Regions from separate parts of the Mus musculus genome. Here region 2 is linked to region 1. Evidence: chromatin loops called from intact Hi-C (ENCODE). Cell type or tissue: left cerebral cortex. All regions are shown on one strand.

Region 1 (2,500 bases):
CCTGAGGTTTGAGTCTTAGCACTACATTAAACCTGGAGTGGTGGTGGAGGCAGGAAGATCTTTCAAGGCCATCGTCAGCTGCATAGGAGGTTTGGAGCCAGACTTGAGTACAAAGGACCCTCTCTCAAAATAACGAAAATGAAAGAAAATTAGAAATGACCAAATGCTGAGAAATGGGTGCAAAGTCAGGAACAACTGCCCACATCATGAGATATTGGAATTTGACTAAAATGCTACTGGAGTAGAAGAGAGTCCTTTGCTGCTGTTTTGTTATGGTGGTGATGGTGGTGGGGTATTATTACTATTATCATTTTTAAATGCTTTATTTGATGAAGCATTCTGTATTCTTCCTAGGAGAGAATCTTCCAGAAGGGCTGGAGGTATTTAGGAATTCCTGGGGGAATTTATGTTTCTGCTACCTGAGCACTTAAGGTTGCCAGTATTTTCAGAGATGTTGAAGGAGAAAAGAAATGTATCCTTAGTACAAGAGAGAGAATATTTCAACTAGACACACTTGTTACCACATCTTTGACTGGTCTCCTCTCAGAAGGAATGGGCCAAAGGAACTTCTGTACACTGCAGACAAACTGAACCTAGTGGTGCATGCATGTAATCCAGGACTTGGTAGGATAAGACATGAGGATCAACCTAAGTTCCAGGGCATTTTGGGACTCCAGAAAAACTCCTGTCTCTAGAATAAAATGGGATAAAAACCAGTCACAGAGTTTTGAAGTTCTGTAAACTTGGAACCAATCTAGATGAATAAACCAGAACTGGAGAAAAGAAAAGGCTCACTGAAAGACCCGTGGGTTGGAGCTGTTTTCAAAGCTCACCAAATTTTCAACTATTTTAGCTGTGCATATCCCAACCTTCTCGTGGATGGACTTTTAAAGCCACTTTTCAGGAGAACAGCACACTTTTGGTAGTGTGTGCAAAATGATTGAGTAAGTGTGGAGTAGAAGGCATGGGGGCAGGCAAACAGTCTGACATGCGCACAGCCGCTCAGCCTTCCTACACTTCTTCCAGCCCTTGTAGCCACACCTAGGTTTCGTTGCCCATACACGCACTGAAGGTTCTGTTTCTTTCTCCCAGAGAAGCATAATTCCTCAAGACACAAAACTGAGTTTGTTTCTTCTTTCTTTTCCCAACATTTCTAAAAATATGAGTGCTATTCATGCTTACTAGAAAGAATACTGCATTTTGGAAACTGTGTTACAGCCAGAAAATAAATTTTAAAAAAATCGTGAGTCTTCCTTAGCTCAAAATGTACATTTAAAAAGTTTTCAATAATGTAGAGAGCAGGAAATGTTTCCATAGCAGCCGGCATGGGCCTAGTGTGAAAGTGAGAGAAGCAATGTAAGCACTTTCTTTGCTCTCACCCCACTGCGCTCAGTTGTATATTAGGCTTTTAAAAGTTATTTGTAAATTATATCTTCATGAGCAGCTTACAAGATAATCTAACAGAAAGAAACACACCATTTGGGGATCCATCTATACTTTTATTTGTGCATAATGAAAGGGGGCACAATGACAAGCTTAAGAATCAAATGTAGAAAGAACTGAAAACTGCATGCATCAAGTTATATTTCCCTAGGGCATTTGTATAGTCTTCTCTAGCCATGTCGTCTGCTTCCTGCCTTCCTCAATTGTGTGGACGGAGTTGTGCATGCTACCTTCCTTGGGTGTGTATTGAGTATTCTTTCCTGTTTAAAAGTCTCGCACGGTAAGAGAAACATTAATTAGAGCTTTGCTCCTTAATTGGAGACTTCATGCAATGTGCTGACTTAGAAGTACTTTTGAACATGTGATTAATATTCTAGATAGCACTATTATATGTTCGTGCTTTTTTATGAAAAAAATAATCAAGTTTAATTTAGAGAACACTATCAGAATGTATCTGAAAGACTGCATTGGCATCCGAAGAAGAAGGAGAAGAAGGAGAAGAGGAGGAGGAGGAGGAGGAGGAGGAGGAGGAGGAGGAGGAGGAGGAGGAGAAATAAAAGCAACCTGAAAATCATGTTTATTAGAAGACTGGAGAAAAATAATAATGACATTTAGCTTTAAAAATCCTAAGTTTCTTGCAAATCAACTTACTTCAAAGCGGAAGAAAGCTAAGTCATTTTAAATATCATAATACATGTAGGCTTCTTTCATTGAATATCATATACATTTAAAGGGAAAGTTATACAGAATTTCTTTCTTTTTCTTTTCTTCCTTCTTTTTTTGATAAGATCAATTATTTATTTCTGAGAACTCTAAAGCCTTCAATTTGCCAGACAAAGAGCATTGGAATATTCCATTTAGTTTATTTACATATCTCTTCACCAATTTCTCCAATGCACACAGTTTCTTCTCTACTCTCCAACACTAGTTAAAGATCAGCCATCAGCATTCCATGTCCTCTGAAACTCTGTCATTTCGTACTTTCACTCATACTTCCTGATCCTGAGGCGGTAAGCTCCATGAGCTTCCTGGTGGTGCTTTGGTTTGGTTTGTTCTG
Region 2 (2,500 bases), 250 kb after region 1:
TGAGAAAATCATAAACAAGCCATCATCCTAAATACCAGCCGCCAGATTTATACCATCCATTGTAGTGGAAATCAATATAGTGGGGTTCGTTTGACAGCTGAAAGTTCAGGGATAGGAAGTAATTTATCCAAGGTTGCGGCCAGTCCAAGCTGGAGGTAGGCTGAACGTCTGATCCCCTTGTGCAGCCTTTTGATATAAAACATGAACATAAAAATTGAAAGTTCTTATCTGGTAGATGTAAAACTTTTCTGTCTTGGCTTTGTTAATAAGGTACCCTCCCCCAAATATTAAGCAGTGAAGTCTCCTGAATATACCACCAAGGTTGTTATGCCAATGGATGCAGAAGCAACTTTGGGGAAAACGGATTTCAGTCTCACCCCACTTGTGAGAATTGGGTTTCCAGTCTAAGTCAGAGCAGAGAGCCCCTTTGGGTAATCCCACATGTCAAGTCTCTATTGAATATGAACTTTGAGATACTTGCTTATTCCCTTCCAGATATGTCAAATTTCAACAAAATAGGGGTAAAATCAAGTGCTAATTACCTGTAAAAAGGAAAGTGAAGTTAGGAGCTGGGGCTGGGAAGAAAGGGTCAAGAGAAAACTTTGTAGAATGAAGGTAAAAAATCTATTTTCATAGGAGTTTGGGTTAAGATTGTGTGATAAGCACCATCAAAATGTATTAGATATTAAATAGTTATCTAAGATTTGTATGTTTCATTATATGTGAATTTTAGCTTAAATACAATCCAATATAATAGAAGAATAACCAAGAAAATATTTAGGGCATAATAGAATTAATAATTAAAATAGTAAAGTTGAATTTTTAATCATCTTTAGCAGCCACAGTACATAAACATCTTCAATAACTTCTGCAAAGAAATGAAGTTTCCAGAAGCCAAAATGTGTATGGAAAGTAGAGGACATATGTTCTTGGCAATTGTCACAGTTGGCACTGCCAGAAAACCAGGTCTTTGCCCTTGAATGAAAAAGGCTTCCTTCAGCAGTCAAGCATTATAGGCTGGCTGCGTGTATGGAGCGTGGGAGAGATGCCAACGTATAGGAACTCTGCAATTTATTTCTGAAGAGACTCCTGCAGAGCAGTCGAAATTTGGCATCTAAGGATCGCTAATGTGTTCTTCCAAACAAATGTGGAAATAGGTCCAGAAGTGAGCACGGAGGAAGAAAAGCTCCACTTCAGCCTAAGATAAAGTGGGACTTGATGGTTTATGGGAAAAATTACCAAAGCATGCAGACAAATAAGAAATCTCAGCTCAGTGTGGTGCCACGTGCATATAATCTCAGCACTTGGGAGCTGTAGGCCAGATCAGGAGTTCAAGGTCCTTCTAAGCCATTTAACTGGCTTAAGGTCAGTTTAGGAGACATGATAACGCGTCTCAAGCTAAAAGAAGAAGAAGAAGAAGAAGAAGAAGAAGAAGAAGAAGAAGAAGAAGAAGAAGAAGAAGAAGAAGAAGAAGAAGAAGAAGAAGAAATTCCACTGACATTGAGTCATTTGGGGATTTTCTTTACTCTTCTGTTCCCACTTTCAATATTAGCCTGCATGTGCCCCCTAAATGTGCATGTCTTAGAATTTTAATTCCTCAATATGTCAGCTTTGACAAGTGGGATCCATGGTCTCATGAATAGAGCAACGCCTTTCTTGAATGGACAGGTTAGCTATCACTGGTATTCAAGATGTTCAATTCTTCTTTCTTTCTTTTTACATCTCACTTAACTTTCCAACTTCTGCCATGAGTTGAAGCCCTGCAAATGCCTTAGCAGCAGCCACCAAAAATGCTGGCACTATGTTCTTGGAAGGCCTTGTCTTTTAAACCATGATCTGAAATCAACCTATGCCCTTTGTAACTTACTCAATCTCAGACACTCTGTTATAGCTGTAGAAAATGAACATGACCTACACCCCTAGCTATTTAAATGGTTTGAACTATTCCAAGCACAGGGAAAAAAAAGCAACTAATAAAACAAGAGCACATTTGTGATCCAAGATTCTTTTTGTAAGATTGAAAATGTGTTCATTTTTGTGGCTAGACATATTAGTAATTAAATAGTTCAAGTGAATCTGTAGATTTTGCTGGTGTGTTTATGTTCATATAAAATTTGCTCTTTCAACACTTTCCTTCATCTCTCTGTTATGTATTCTTGGATGTGTACTTCTTTGGGGTTGATGAAAATGCTTTGAAATTAAGGGTGTGATGGTTAATTTCAATAGGCAACTTGATGCGATCCAGAATAACTTGGAGAGAGAGATGAACTTCTATGTATGCCTGTAGGGGATTTTCTTGATTAGGTTGATGGACATGGGAAGAACTTCCCACTATTGTTGGAACAATTTTGTGAACTGGGACAATTTTGTGGACTGCAACCATTTTGTGGACTGAGATTCTAAATTGTATTTTCAAAAGGAGAAAAAGTGTGGCTGCAAAGCTGGTTCAGTCATTAATTGTATTTACTTCTTGCTCTTGTAGAGGACCTGGGTTCGATTC

The links. Hi-C counts contacts between places; a loop is a spot of excess contacts. Peaks named below come from ENCODE experiments on the same cell type or tissue, not always from the same donor. Only the 100,000 strongest peaks of a DNase experiment are listed, where the experiment ranks them.
Region 2: it touches region 1 in a loop (3-fold over the local background); 3 of 42 quality-filtered maps call a loop at or near these places.

Annotation. Positions count from the first base shown.
Region 1 is chrX:167,203,018-167,205,517 of GRCm38, reverse strand. No RefSeq gene overlaps it. Among named protein-coding and RNA genes, the nearest start is that of Tmsb4x, 5.0 kb to the left of the region's middle. In left cerebral cortex, no CTCF peak of the experiment used is centred here; DNase peaks (open chromatin) are centred at 999 and 1,274.
Region 2 is chrX:166,949,750-166,952,249 of GRCm38, reverse strand. No RefSeq gene overlaps it. Among named protein-coding and RNA genes, the nearest start is that of Gm30354, 66 kb to the right of the region's middle. In left cerebral cortex, no CTCF peak of the experiment used is centred here; a DNase peak (open chromatin) is centred at 1,100.